Regions from separate parts of the Homo sapiens genome. Here all the other regions are linked to region 1. A link is a contact called in ENCODE Hi-C or POLR2A ChIA-PET data. All regions are on one chromosome and are shown on one strand. Each heading gives the region's core, a stretch centred on a gene start or an enhancer-like site at or near the end of the contact. The rest is flanking DNA. Distances are from core to core; before and after follow the strand shown. Region 1 holds the start of POGZ (pogo transposable element derived with ZNF domain). Region 2 holds the start of GABPB2 (GA binding protein transcription factor subunit beta 2). Region 3 holds the start of PIP5K1A (phosphatidylinositol-4-phosphate 5-kinase type 1 alpha).

The links. Hi-C counts contacts between places; a loop is a spot of excess contacts on that map. ChIA-PET counts read pairs that join two places held with the same protein, here RNA polymerase II (POLR2A). Pooled maps may share reads with other maps.
Region 2: a map of CD4-positive, alpha-beta T cell shows a loop between it and region 1 (7-fold over the local background). The contact joins the promoter of GABPB2 here to the promoter of POGZ in region 1. A Hi-C loop is called at or near these places in 1 of 168 maps with a recorded cell type or tissue (CD4-positive, alpha-beta T cell) and 9 of 50 pooled maps. POLR2A ChIA-PET finds 5 or more read pairs at or near these places in 1 of 52 experiments (HepG2).
Region 3: a loop to region 1 is called in a map of CD8-positive, alpha-beta T cell, with 5 times the contacts of the local background. The contact joins the promoter of PIP5K1A here to the promoter of POGZ in region 1. A Hi-C loop is called at or near these places in 1 of 168 maps with a recorded cell type or tissue (CD8-positive, alpha-beta T cell), 4 of 37 single-sample maps with no recorded cell type and 11 of 50 pooled maps. POLR2A ChIA-PET finds 5 or more read pairs at or near these places in 2 of 52 experiments (H1 and MCF 10A).

The regions. Positions count from the first base shown.
Region 1 is chr1:151,457,331-151,462,277 of GRCh38, reverse strand. POGZ (pogo transposable element derived with ZNF domain) reads left to right here and starts at 2,784. Exons shown (of 19, transcript NM_015100.4): 1 at 2,784-3,126. RefSeq lists an enhancer at 2,514-2,563 and silencers at 3,394-3,443, 3,634-3,683.
Region 2 is chr1:151,068,873-151,073,819 of GRCh38, reverse strand. It overlaps GABPB2 (GA binding protein transcription factor subunit beta 2), which reads right to left and starts at 3,059. Exons shown (of 9, transcript NM_144618.3): 1 at 2,886-3,059. It overlaps MLLT11 (MLLT11 transcription factor 7 cofactor), which reads right to left. Exons shown (of 2, transcript NM_006818.4): 2 at 4,276-4,947. RefSeq lists enhancers at 1,675-2,609, 2,977-3,186, 2,610-3,544 and silencers at 2,507-2,666, 2,697-2,776.
Region 3 is chr1:151,195,757-151,200,703 of GRCh38, reverse strand. PIP5K1A (phosphatidylinositol-4-phosphate 5-kinase type 1 alpha) reads right to left here and starts at 2,152. Exons shown (of 16, transcript NM_001135638.2): 1 at 1,623-2,152. The coding sequence starts at 1,707. LOC124904419 (a long non-coding RNA gene) reads left to right here and starts at 2,179. Exons shown (of 2, transcript XR_007066620.1): 1 at 2,179-2,253; 2 at 2,364-2,597. RefSeq lists enhancers at 1,675-1,754, 1,855-2,054.

The DNA of each region.
Region 1 (4,947 bases), core at 1,535-4,034:
ATAAAATAGCAAATTCTCCACCCCCATGTCTGCACCACACTCCTAATTCCCCTATCCTGCCCTTTACCCTTCATAGCACCTATCACCATTTCATATAATCCATATTTATTTACATAATGTATATCAGATTGCATTTTCCAAGATGGCCACAAGATTTCCCTTTCCGCACACTTTCTTACAATGTGACATTTCCACTATTCCCGTTGAGAGATGGGGATCTATGCTCTCCATCCTGTAACTGTAATGGAAGTAACACTATATGACCTCTGAGACTAGGTCACGATCTCTGTCTGGTCCTTTTGGGGCACTCAGTCTTGGAACTCAGCCACTATGATATGAGGAAGCCCAGGCTACATGGAGAAGCCACTTGTAAATGGTCTGCCAACAACCCCAGCTGCGGTCCAAGCCAACAGTCAACCTCAACTTCCAGACATGTAAGGAAGCTTTTGAGATTACTTCAGCCCTAGCCACTGCATACGAGACTCCCAAGTGAGAACTGTTTAGCTGAGCCTAATTACCTCCCAGAACCATGAGAGGTAATGAAATTGTTGTTTTAAGCCACTAAGTTCGGGGTCATTTGTTATTTAACAATAGACAATAGAACAATTTGTTTATGTGTATATTTTATGTCTCTTTCCTTCTAGAGTATAAATCCCACAGATTCAGGTATTTGTTGTTGTTGTTGCTGCTGTATTCCCAGCACCTAAAACAGTGCCTAGTACATGTGCTCAATAATTTTTTTTTTTTTTTTGAGACAGGATCTTGCTCTGTCCCTCCCAGGCTAGAGTGCAAGTAGTGTCATCATAGCTCACTGCAGTCTCAAACTCCTGGCCTCAAGTGATCCTCCCAAGTCTTCCAAGTATCTAGGAATACCACAACCAGCTAATGAAAAAAATTTTTTGGGGCCAGGCACGGTGGCTCACGCCTGTAATCCCAGCGCTTTGGGAGGCGGAGGCGGGCAGATCACGAGGTCAGGAGTTCGAGACCAGCCTGCTTGGTGAAACCCCGTCTCTACTAAAAACAGAAAAAATTAGCCAGGCATCGTGGCGCACGCCTGTAGTCCCAGCTACTCAGGAGGCTGAGGCAGGAGAATTGCACCCAGCAGGCGGAGGTTGCAGTGAGCCGAGATCGCGCCACTTCACTCCAGCCTGGGGGAGAGAGCGAGACTCTGTTTAAAAAAAAAAAATTTTTTTTTGTAGAGATGGGATGTTGCTAAGTTGCCCAGGCTGCCCTCAGACTGCTGTGATCCTCCTCCCTTGGCCTTCCAAAGTGTTGGGATTACAGGTGTTAGCCACCATGCCCAGCCCCCAATAAATATTCATTGAATGAATGAATGGATGCATGATCCATTTTCAATAAAGCATGCTAACAGTTACTGGTCAACGGTATATGGCATAGTCTGCGCTAGATCTCATTGGCTGGGAGAATAAATTGACAGGGCATGGGGAAATATGTTGGAATTTTTCAAAGGTTAATAACGTAATATACATAATGTAAATATAACATATATAATGAATTATACTAATTACACGACAGTATAAAATAGGATTTGAGTTTCATGTAGTCTTTTGGTGATTGATCCCATAATCCTAATATGGGCTTCTCCAGATCAGGTCTGGAAAGTCTTCAGAAGTATTTTCAGAAGGATTTAGTGATTCTTCTCATTCAAATAATGAAGTCCTTCCTAAGCATCCTACACTAGTGGAAATCACTCACATGGTTTTGGTATGAAATGGAATGAAACTGGGTGGTGGCAGTGTGTGTATGTGTATGCACATGTGCACACTCACACGGGCAGGTGCATACAATTTGGAATGCCTACTTCCACTGCCTATTTTCAGTCTGGTGGTTTGAATGGAGTGTGTATATAAAGAGCACAAATAAACATAGTTCTGGATTTCCCCTTTCTGCACCAAGTACCTTGATTTCACATTTGGTTTGAAGCAAATATTTGTGTATTGCTTAAATAGCAAACATTTTCAAATATTCAAGGAAAATATTACATTTTTATAATCTCAGAAGGCAATAAAGGACAAAATTTCTTAGCTACCTGAAAAGAGGTAGTTTTTGTCTGGGGAAGAATAAACAGGTGGATGGTCGTTTGAGTGGACTAACCAATTTCTTTGAGCCAACCCATCTCAGCCTTGATTGGAGCAAAAAGCATAAGGATGTGGAGTGTGTGTGGTTTCTTGGAACTGGGGATCTCTGCTGAATCTACTCACAATGGGAGCAAAGCAGTTTCCATCACAATAATCGCTTTAACAATCGTGTGCCACTTCTTTCCAGGATCCAGAAGGGCTTGAGGATCAAAATGGCTTTTAAAAGTTCTTCACTTAAACAAGGCCGCAGCCACAAGGTTACTTGGCCGAGTGTCTCTTGAGAAAGAGTGAGTGCCATTTTGTTCTTTGTTCCAATGACAGTTGTTGGTGCCACTGGGCCTCACCACCTGGCCTGTGTCATGAAGTCTCCCTCTTGACTGGGTCTAAGCCTTGAGTGGAAAGTGGGGGAGCCTCCCAACACTTCCTTGGAAACTCTTGGCAAGTAAATTGGGGAATATTTTCTTTGGAAGTCTCATTTTTCTCACCAAAATTTAGATATAGCTTCTGAAGCTAATTATTCTTTTTTCATTACAAAAAATGTTTTCCTTTATTTATTTATTTGCAGGCCCAGCCAAACTTGACTAGAAAAGAAGCCCGGGCAGGGGTTTGGATGAGCCCATGACGTGCAGCGCGCTCCGACCAATTGGGAGGCCGTGAAAAAGGGGAGGGCGGAAGTGACGAGCCGTATCCCTCCGCGGGGCGAGAGGGTCGGTGGGGGGAGTCGGCGTCTCTCTCCCCCGCGCCAGCTCCCGTACACGGAGCCGCATTCCTTGGCCCCCCCACCCCCCTCCCTCGGGGCCCCCCCGCCCCCCTCGGGAAAAAAATCCACCCCGAATCACTCGAACCCGAGGGAGGCTTCCTTTCACCCTTGGGGAGACGAGCTTTCAACGGTTACCTCTTCTTCGTCTCCCCCCAAGCCCCCGTCCCCTCCCCCTGCTCCCACCCCCTTCTGGCGCCGGGTGTAAGGTCCCTTTAAGGCGACGGCGCCTTCCTCGGGTCAGACTACCGGCGGCGACGACCACAGGAGGTGAGTGAGCGAGCGAGCCTTCTCTCTCCCCACCCCCTGCTCCCGGGGGTTCCGTTATCTTTTCGCTCGGCGAGGCGTTCAGAGGCGAGACAATGAGAGGGGGATGGGGCCGGTACGCGCGGGGGTGGGGGCGGGGGGCCGGCGGTGCGCGCCCCCGCCCACCGCGAGTGGCGGCGCGGCCCGCGGCAGGGGCGGCCGCGGGGTGCGGCGCGCGAGCGCGAGTGTGTGTGCGTGCGCCCCGGGCCGCGGGAGCCGCGCGAAGGGCCGGCGGCGGAGGTCCCTGCCTGCCGGCTGGCCGGCCGCCCCCGCCCCCCGGCGCCCGCCGCGGCGCGCGCGCGCGCACTCGCGCCCCACGGCCCCGCACACAGCCCGACGTCCACACGCACGCTCGGCGCGAGGCGTCTCGGAGGAGTGGGCGGCGCGGGCGCGGGCGGTGGCCCGCTGGGGAAGGGGCGGGGGCGGGGGCGCGGGCGGTGGCGAGACGGCGGGGCGCGGCGGGAGGGGCCGGCGAGGGGGCGAGGCCGTGCGGCGGAGGGGCGGGCGGCGGCGGAGCGGCCCCTGGGGGTGGGGGTGCGCGGCCCTCCCCGCCCCATTCCCGCTCCGAGAAGGAGTGGGGCGCTCGTTTTGAGCGGGAGGAGGAAAATGAGTGATTGCTGAGCCGATCCCTTGTGTTATGTAATCTCTGCTTGGTCTAATAGTACATCCTAAGCCTTAGTGCACTGCAGCTAGTTTACGAAGTCTCCTCCCTCGGTCCCCAAATTTCTTTTGGGATGGCGCCGTGATTTATAAAATGGAATGAGGCGGGGAATCTTTATTTTCTGGTGATTATGTCCTGCCGCGGTGGGCGCCATGTTTATCCCGGGGACTATTTTATTTAGATTCTTGGCACCTTTTGCAAAGGAGTACTGTCATTGATCTATTTGTTTTCCGTCTTTCTGCGTGTTGTTCTTATTTCCTTCCTCTCCAGATGTGGGATTCTCTCAAACTGCTAGTAGCACTTGTCTTAGACATTCTTAGTTCAGAAAAAGGTAGTGCTGATGAGTCCTTAGAGTCATTTAGTGGCCAGTCTCATTTTCGAAATGGAAACTAAGATGCAGTTGGACTATCTCACAGCAGCCGCCGTCTTGATGCAAGCGGTGTAGCCCGTCCTTCCAAGCCCGTAGACACCTCTTACCGCCGCTCAAAACTCCACAGAAATGGGGTTTTACTTTTTTTTTTTTTTTTGAGACGAAGTTTCACTCTTGTCGCCCAGGCTGGTGTGCAGTGGCACGATCTCTGCTCACTGCAACCTCCGCCTGCCGGGTTCCAGTGATTCTCCTGCCTCAGCCTTCCTAGTAGCTGGGATTACAGGCATGTGCTACCACGCCCGGCTAATTTTTGTATTTTTAGTAGGGACGAGGTTTCACCATGTTGGCCAGGCTGGTCTTGAACGCCTGACCTCAGGTGATCCGCCCGCCTTGGCCTCCCAAAGTGCTGGGATTACAGGCGTCAGCCACCGCGCCCGGCCGGGTTTTACTTCTGTAGGCATTTACCCAACTAGAGGAAAGGGAAACGGAGGGGGCAGGGAGGGCTGCTCGTTGGCAAACGATTAATTTTGAGACACTATTGCTCAGGGTCTGAGAGCTTGAACTCTGAATTCGAACTGTTAGCACAATCGTTCTCAACTTCGGGGTGCATAAAAAGTAACTTGAAGGTGGTTAAACGTACAATTTGGGGGGCCTCATCCCCCAAATTTATTTGAATGGAGCAGAGGGGGGTTGTCATCTTTACATTTTCAAATGAGCAGTCCTGGGGCTGAGACTGATTAATGTAACCACTACA
Region 2 (4,947 bases), core at 1,810-4,309, 390 kb after region 1:
GCCTCCCAAGTAGCTGGGACTACAGATGCACGCCACCATGCCCAGCTAATTTTTGTATTTTTATTAGAGACGGGGTTTCACCATGTTGGCCAGGCTGGTCTTGAACTCCTGACCTTGTGATCTGCCCGCCTCAGCCTCCCAAAGTGCTGGGATTACGGGGATGAGCCACCGCGCCGGCCTTCCTTTACTTTCTCAAGCAACTTGCTTTCACTTAAAATAAAACAAAACAAAACAACAAAAAACAAACAAAAAACACAGCATTTTGAGGGGAACTATATGCCATTCTCCCAGTATCTTGTCCATGCTGGTTCTGGCAGGTGGTCAATACCTGCCTGGTGGCCCATCAACCAGACAAGAGATGAAGCCTGATACATCAGAAAACAGTCTAGGCACTTCTGACTCCTTGACTACAGACAACTAACATGTTCTCCCTTGCTGGCTGTACCTCCACTTTCCCTATACATAAACTGAGGAAACAAAATCTGTCTCACTTGCCTTCTAGGATTTTGGAGATGAATAAAATAAATCCCAGTGCTTTGGGAAGCCAAAGCAGGAGGATCAGTTGAAGCCAGGAATTTGATCCCAGCCGGGACAACACAGAGGGACTCTGTCTCTACAAAAATACAAAAATAAAAAAATTAGCAGGGTGTGGTGGCCCATACCTGTGGTCCTAGCTATTCAGGAGGCTAAGGCGGGAGGATAGCTTAAGCCCAGGAGTTCAAGGATGCGATGAGCTATGATCACTGCACTCCAGCCTGGGTGACTGAGCAACACGCTGTCTCTAAAAACAAAAAAATAAAAAAAGATGGAAAAGAACCTAAATATATGTCAATAGGGGATGGGATAAAGTACTGAGCAAGACCCTGTCTCTAAAAGTAAAACTAAAAATAAAAAGAAATAAAAAGATTGAAAAGAACCTAAATATATATCAATAGGGGACTGGATAAAGTATGTTTGTTTGTTTGTTTGTTTGTGATGGAGTTTTGCTCCTGTTGCCCAAGCTGGAGTACAATGGCGCGATCTTGTCTCACTGCAACCTCTGCCTGCTGGGTTCAAGCCATTCTCCTGCCTCAGCCTCCTGGGTAGCTGGGATTACAGGTGTGTGCCACCACGCCCGGCTAATTTTTTGTATTTTTAGTAGAAATGGGGTTTCACCATGTTAGCCAGGCTGGTGTCGAACTCCTGACCTCAGGTGATCCACCCACCTCGGCCTCCCAAAGTGCTGGGATTACAGGCCAGAGCCACCACGCCCGGCCTGTTTGTTTTTTAAAGAGACAGGGCCTCACTCTGTGGTCCAGGCTGGAGTGCAGTGGTGCAATCACGGCTCACTGCAGCCTCGACCTCAAGCGATCCTCCCACCTCAGTTTCCCGAGTAGCTGGGACCACCAGTGGGCACTACCACGCCCAGCTGATTAAAAATAATTTTTTTTTCTCTGTACCGACAGGGGTCTCCCTATTTCGCCCAGGCTGGTCTAGAACTCCAGGGCTCAAGGGATCCTCCCACCTCAGCTTCCCAAAATGCTGGGATTACAGGCGTGAGCCACTGCGCCCGGCCAAAACCTTTCAATAAGTGTGTGTTTTAATAATTCATGAAGTGCTTGAGCTCTTGACAACAAAGTACTCTATTATCCAAGATAATTAGAGTAATTACTTTTGTTTATTTAAGAATCTGGATGGGGCAGTTTTCTCTTTATTGTCATCAAAGCACGTGTGAAAATACATGCCTAAGAACATCTCTACTGGATTGGGTGGACCAAGTGATTAGATGAAAATATGGTCTTGGATGGCCAAAATTTTGTTACATCGTTGATAGTAAGCCATAGACTGTCCTTTTCCAAAGACGTTGGGTTGGGGGGGACCCCCTAGAGAGAAAGCCCTTTTGGGAAAAGGGAGAGGAATGGGATGACCTCTGGCTCAAGGAAGTATGTGAAAACAGGAGACAGCCAACGGAAAGAATTGCAATGGAAGAATCTATGGTTCTTTTAGTATTGCTCAAGTCCCCACTGGGCGGCCAGCTGTACAAACAACTGTGAAAGAAGCAGAGGCGAGGCCGGGAGCCGTGGCTCACGCCTGCAATCCCAGCACTTTGGAAGGCCAAGGCGGGGGGATCCCCTAAGGTCAGGAGTTCGAGACCAGCCTGGCTAACATGGTGAAACCCCGTCTCTATTAAAAATATACAAAAATTAGCCATGCATGGTGGCGCACGCCTGTAATCCCAGCTACTCGGGAGGCTGAGGCAGGAGAATCGCTTGAACCCGGGAAGCGGAGGTTGCAGTGAGCTGCAGGTTGCAGTGAGCCGAAATCGCGCCACTGCACTCCAGCCTGGGTGACAGAGCAAGACTCAGTTTTGAAAAAAAAAAAAAAAAGAGCAAAAAAGCAGAGGCGGGGCCCGTACTGCTCTCATTCAGATTACCGAGTTCACTAGTAATCTTTCAGGTCATTATTTGGGTCAGATAATGAGAGTCGCCGTTTCCCTCTCTATCATAAACCCTACAGTTCCTCACACCAATGTCTGTCTGAAAGATGGGAACCAATTTGGGGCAGGGGGCCAAACTCAGCCTCGGCGACAGGCCTCGGCCCCGGCTCCGCGCCGCCCCCTAGTGGTCACCTCCGCGGCCTGGGCTTCCCTTGGTCCAGCTCCCCAGCCCCAGGTCTTACACCCACCCCCTTCTTCACCTCCTTCCAGTCCCCTCCCCTTCCTCCCGACAGCATCCCCTTCCTCCCCGTCCCCCTCCCGCCGCTGCCCCCGCTTCAGTGACGGGGAGCCGCGAGGTCTGCACCCAGAAGTCCGAGGCTGGGCTGGGAAGCGGTGTGACTTCTCACGGCACTTTCCTTTCCAGCCCTGACGCCCCCCGGAGTCCACACATCTCTTCTTTCCTCCTCACCTCCTCGTCCGGGACGCTGCCGGCCACGCTTCCACGGAGCCCGCCAGTTTAGTCCCGTTTCCTTCTCTAGTTAAGACTCCCTGTCAAGGACGGTTACTTTTTGCCCTTTTCATGTGTGCATGTTTTGGGGGCCTTTAACCCCCCCTCGTGGAGAAACAGAGGCAACAAAATGGCGGACCCGGAAATGAAGGCGCCGCGAGTAAGATTTCTGGCGGAGGAATCTGTGAAGGGAAAATGATCAGAAAACTCATGCTCCCATTCTAACAGAAAGATGATGCACCCCCGAGGTTCATCGCCTTTCTGCTGAGGCACTTCTGAGGTGGAAAAGTGCGTCACCGAGGCATGCTAGGCAGGACTATTTAACGGGGCGGAGGACTGCTGGTTACGTATCTTGCGCGTCTGAATAGTTCCAGCAGGGGACGGATCCTAGGTCTGGTGTTGGCGCCAAGAACCTGGCGAACTGCTGAGGGAGACTCGGAGCGTGCGTCAGTCATGCAGATTGCGTCTTAACTCTTGGCTGCTTCTTCGGGGTCCGGGGCGGCCAGGTTTAGTTTGACAGGAAAGCCTCGTTTCCTTATCCCAACCTCGGCTGCAGCTGTTTGGGACGTTCCTGGCTTTGTGCATTGGGTTCTGGTGCCTGATGGACACATTTTTCCAGTTACAGGCCGAATGTAAGGACCCCAGAGCCAAGCTGTCAGTGAGAACAGTGAAACAAATAACTGAGTCATTTCTTTTCTTTCTTTCTTTTTTTTTTTTGAGACGGAGTCTCGCTCTGTCGCCCAGGCTGGAGTGCAGTGGCTCGATCTCGGCTCGCTGCATGCTCCGTCTCCCGGGCTCACGCCATTCTCCTGCCTCAGCCTCCGGAGTAGCTGGGACTGCAGGCGCCCGCCACCACGCCCGGAGATTTTTTTGTATTTTTAGTGGAGACGGGGTTTCACCGTGTTAGCTAGGATGGTCTCGATCTCCTGACATCGTGATCCACCCGCCTCGGCCTCCCAAAGTGCTGGGATTACAGGCGTGACCCACCGCGCGCGGCCTTTTTTTTTTGAGACGGAGTCTCGCTTCGTCCGTCGCCCAGGCTGAAGTGCAGTGGCGTGACCTCGGTTCGCTGCAACCTCTGCCTCCCGGGTTCAAGTGATTGTCCTGCCTCAGCCTCCCCAGCAGCTGGGATTACAGGCGTCCGCCACCACGCTGGGCTAATTTTTGTATTTTTAGTAGAGATGGGGTTTTATTTTACCATGTTGGCCAGGCTGGTCTCGAACTCCTGACCTCAAGTGATTGGCCCGCCTCGGCCTCCCGAAGTGCTGGGATTACAGGCGTGAGCCACCGCGCCCGGCCTGAGTCATTTCTTTTTGGAGGCCTGCAAGAGGATGGAGCATGAGTTTGCAAATCCATTTAGTCACTTTATTTACCAAACAGTTGATCCCTGTCTCCACCCACCAATTGCCATGGCTGAAGGACTCTGAAGGGGCCCTTCAAAACTCAGTAAAAATAGAAAAGGACGCACTACTTATCCTTCCTGGCCCCATTCTTCGTTAGACTGGGACCGTCTTTAGATGTGGGCTTTTCATGGCCTAGAGGGAGGATTTGTCTTTTTTTCTCCCACCTGGGGACTTCTCTAGATCATCCTTATTTAGGGTATAGTGTCATCCTTATTTATAGTACACTGCCCAATTCTGTCCTATCCATATTGGTATTTACAGTTTCTCTTTTGAGAGTTGGAGTCTTGTCTCATTCCCGTTTACATTCTGTTTGGCTCAGTGCTTTCCTATAGCAGGCACACAAAAACCAGAAGTTAAGCAGATAACATATTTGAGTGAATTCGTTTATCTTCTTAGGCACCTAGGAGAATTATTACCTGAAATATAATGTTGGTAGTCAGTGGGCAAGCAGAAGAGTGGTTGTACCTGTCTCCCTAACTACTTTTCTAATTTTAAGTTGATTTTGCCCTTTCATTATCTGTTCAATGCGAAGTTCACCATCTAATGTCTAAATGCTACTCAAATCATTCTTCCTCTAAGTTGAATATTATTATAGAAAGATAAAATGAGGCCGGGCTCAG
Region 3 (4,947 bases), core at 903-3,402, 260 kb after region 1:
AAATAGAGATTTATTAAAAATAAATAAAACTGCAGCTTATTAAGAAGATATGTGTGACTAGATATTTCAGCATCTGAGCTGGAATGTGAAAGGTGGAAGGAACCCTATTCAGCAAATTCTAAACAGCAAAAACGCAACACCAGGCCTGAGGAAATACCAAAATCTCAAGCAAAGCATCCAACATCTGGCAGCGTCTATTCCAGTGTAGAAGCAGCAGTTACTGTGAAACACCAGACACTTCTGATGGAAGCGCTCAGTTTCTGACTCACCTCCCGCCCCCCCACCCGACACACATACACACACTTTCTCCCCTACACACAATCTACTGCTTTTCTTGTGAGCCTCCTCAGCCCTCCCTCAATCTTCATTCGTTTTTAACTATTAATACGCTGAGCTCTCTACATTAACCTGGCTCCATTCTCCAAATTCCAATCTCCTGATACAGCGTAAGCATTCTTCCAGTCCATTTTTCTATTATGCAATACTCCCCCACAACACTTACAGTCACCCCCCCACCCATCTTTCTTCTTCTCAGGCCTAATTTCCAAAACATCACTTCTCGCAGTCTCTACTGCAATTCAAGACTCCATTCCATCTTTCCCATCTGTTTTTAAGGTCTTTGACCTTAATTTCCTACATTCCTTAGACTCTCTTCAAAATTTCCATTCCTTCCCAAAGTTGGGCAGTTTAGAGTTGGGAATCACCAAAGGAATTAGTCTGAGAAAGTATGTATGTGTGTCTGTGTGCCTGTGCGGCCCTAAGGGTGGGGGTGCGAAGTGAGAAGGGGTGACACATTAGGGGGGAGTATCTGAGGGAAAAGATGGCTTCAACAACTCCCGCCCACCCAACAAAATTCACGATTCCCTACCTCTCCAGAAATCGAAAGCGTCCAATAACTTTTCGATATCTTTTAAGTCCCATGGCTTCTCTTCAACATTTTCATCCAATTAGCCCACAATCAACTTAGATTCCACCTGCCTCTCACACTAAGTAGTTCTCTCTACTTCTTAGGCCTCCATTTACTTTCTTAGTTTCTCTACTCCCTTCCGTTTCTCTTGTTTCCTACCGCAACTTCTTTTTTTTTTTTTTTGAGACAGGGTCTCACTCTCTCGCCCAGACTGGAGAGCAGTGGCCCAATCTCGGCTCACCGCAAGCTCTGCCTCCCAGGCTCAAGGGATTATCCTGCCTCAGCCTCCCAAGTAGCTGGGATTACAGATGCACGCCACTACTGTCCGGATAATTTTTGTATTTTTAGTAGGGACGAGATTTCTCTATGTTGGCCAGGCTCGTCTCGAACTTCTGACCTCAAATGATCCGCCCGCCAAGGCCTCCCAAAGTGCTGAGATTACAGGCGTGAGCCACCGCGCCGGGCCACCCTACCCCCACCTTCAATCTCCATCCGTCCTCCTCAAAGACAACCAAAGTTTTCGACAACTTCTTAATCAAACTTATCCTTTCCTCAAACTCCTGCCCGCTCATAAATCCCTATTTGAAAGCCCAGCTCGCGCCCACTTACCGGTAACACGTAGGACATTCCCAGCTACAGGTACCCTCTTAGGTCTCGCTCTTCCTCCCATCGCATATTCCTCACCAGCTCCCTACCCACGCCCTGCCGGGCTTACCTGAGGACAAGGTACAGGAAGGGACCGCGGGATCAAAGGATGAAAAACCGACCGAAGACGACGGCCCGGAGGAGGCCGACGCCATCTTAGCAGCCCCCTCCCCCTCAGCGGCCTGGCTCTCTTTCAATCCGGTTCTTCCTCTTCTCGGAATCGAATCTTCCCAACGTCTCTTTACAGAACCCGCGTTCTGTGGGCCACCTCCCCGCCCCCTCCGGGGCCTCCCTCAGACACGTCGAGCCGGCTCCTGGACCAGCTCAAGGCCACACCATTCGCCTGGCATGGGGAAGAACTCACGTCCCGCACCCCCTCCACAAGTTTAACCGCTTTCCACAGGGGATACTTTCCCCTTTCACAGAAGAGTAAGCTTAAGCTGGCTGCTGGGACCTTGCGCCCAGACCAAGCCACATCTGAAAAAAAAACGAGGCATGAAAAGTCCCAAAGGAGCGAACGCCCCTTCTCCGTCCTTCCTAACCACGGCCTGTTAATCGCCCAACCCGGCCGCTTCACTCCGGGTAGCCAAGCAAAAAATCCGAGCACTGCGCATGCGCCCGACCTTCTCGGGGCATCAGCCCACTCATTGGGGAGAAAAAAGGAGCAAAACCAATCGGGAGGCTGCTAATGGTCACGTGAGGTGGGTCCTCACGCCCTGACGAGTCCACGGGTGGAAGATGTGCGCGCGCGGGTTGGCCGACAGTCCCTACGGTGGCTCGGCAGGTCCTCTTAGGTTCAGTTCTTTGCTAGGACTGGGTCGAGTGATCTGAACTCGGGACAAGAGTCGGTCCGCCAAGTCCTCTGAAATTCCTAACCCAGGAAAGAACTCTCTGCGGGAGTACTGGTGTCAAGTCAGAGACGTTAAGGTGTCGAATATCACAAAACATTTAATACCACCAAGAACTCTTCTTAGTCTTTTTCCTGTTTTACTACTCTTGTTTACTATTTGATTAAACGTGCGTGCATGTCTTACCTTCCTCGGAATGGCATTCGAAATAGATCTGTGTTTTGTTTGCCTCAAGCACAAAGTTAGGCACTGCACAGTGACGGAGTTCAGTAAATATTTGATGCATGAATCAGTGAAGACCTGTCAAAAAAGGGCACGGGAGGCTATCAGGGACTTATCACAACCTTCCCGCGACCCAACCCCTTTAGCCTCCAACTGTCAATTATCTGTGCTCCAAAGGGCATGGAGATACACAGAAAAATTTCTCCCATTGTAGTCTTCGTAGTAACTGCTCGTTTTTAACAAAGTACCCCGTAGGCTATGAACCCTGGTGGGAAGACCAGTCTCTCTGAGCAGACTGTAAAACTTCTGGGGAGCAAGGACTGTGTTTGGTTCACTCTTGTATCTCCAGCTCCTCCAGTGACTTCGTACATAGTAGGGGCTCCATAATTATCTGTGGAATGAATAAATAAAGAGGAATGGTAAAACATTCGGGGTAAGAGTCGGTCAGATAGATCCTCTCAAACTCATGGCCCATGAAATAACTCCATTAAAACAGGTTTTGTGGCCGGGCGCGGTGGCTCACGCCTGTAATCCCAGCACTCTGGGAGGCCGAGGCGGGTGGATCACGAGGCCAGGAGATCGAGACCATCCTGGCTAACACGGTGAAACCCCGTCTCTACTAAAAATACAAAAAATTAGCCGGGCGTGGTGGCGGGCGCCTGTAGTCCCAGGCTACTCGGGAGCCTGGGGCAGGAGAATGGCATGAACCTGGGAGGCGGAGCTTGCAGTGAGCGGAGATCGCGCCACTGCACTCTAGCCTGGACGACAGAGCGAAACTGTCTCAAAACAAAACAAAACAAACAAACAAAAAAAACAGGTTTTGTAACCCCCAGAATGACCTGGTTATCCTCTTTCCAGATGTCTTGTGGGTCCTCATAAAGTAACCTAGGACCCGAACATCCATAGAATATCCCCATGCAGGCCGGGCGCCGTGGCTCACGCCTGAAATTCCAGCACTTTGGGAGGCCGAGGTAGGTGGATCATCTGAGCTCAGGAGTACGAGACAAGCCTGGCCAACATAGTGAAACCGCGTCTCTACTAAAAATACAAAAAATTAGCTGGGCGTGGTGGCGGGTGCCTGTAATCCCTGCTACTCGGGAGGCTGAGGCAGGAGAATCGCTTGAACCCAGGAGGCAGAGGTTGCAGTGAGCCAAGATCGCGCCATTGCACTCCAGCCTGGGCAACGAGAGCGAAACTCAGTCTCAAAAAAAAAAAAAAAAAGGCCGGGCGCAGTGGCTCACGCCTGTAAGCCCAGCACTTTGGGAGGCCGAGGCGGGCGGATCACCTGAGGTCGGGAGTTCAAGACCAGCCTGACCAACATGGAGAAACGCCGTCTCTACTAAAAATACAAAATTACCCAGGCGTAGTGGAGCATTCCTGTAATCCCAGCTACTCGCTACGCCGGAGGCTGAGGCAGGAGAATTGATTGAACCTGGGAGGCAGACGTTTCGGTGAGCCGAGATGGCGCCTTTGCACTCCAGCCTGGGCAACAAGAGCGAAACTCCAACTCAAAAAAAAAAAAAAAAAAAAATCCCCATGCATTTACTGCAGCCTTCTACTCCTCCCTTATGAAGATCTAAGATAATTGTTTCCCTGCTGCCACCTGCTGGATTATTCGTCTTCCTTTGGGCACCGAAAGTAGACAAAATCTTGTTTGTAATTCCACAGCAGTGGAATTTTGTTGTGTTGAAGTATTTTATAATTCCCTGTACCTATACCCTCCACTCAACTAAACAGGACAGGAACTAGTGAGGGGCACACTGAGCACAGGATTTGGCTCATAGGTATTCAATAAATAAATATTTGTTGAATAAATTATCCTTGTTTTCCGAAAAGGCATAGGATTGCTACCATTTCCTGAGTTACTTTAGAAATCGGATAGTGTAGCCGGACGCGGTGGCTCACGCCTGTAATCCCAGCACTTTGGGAGGCCGAGGCGGGCGGATCACGAGGTCAGGAGATCGAGACCATCCTGGCTAACACAGTGAAACCCCGTCTTTACTAAAAATACAAAAAATTAGCCGGGTGAGTTGGCCGGCGCCTGTAGTAGCCCCAGCTACTCGGGAGGCTGAGGCAGGAGAATGGCATGAACCTGGGAGGCGGAGCTTGCACTGAGCCGAGATCGTGCCACTGCACTGCAGCCTGGGCGACAGAGCGAGACTCCGTCTCAAAAAAAAAAAAAAAAAAAAAAAAAAAATCGGCTGGTGTTGATGTAAAGCTGTTTCTGATTTTAAAATTGGAAACAGACTAATAAATCCCAGAATGACCAACGCAGTCAAACAGAGGAATCTTCTCCCTGTGAGCTAATCTGTGAATTCCATTTTA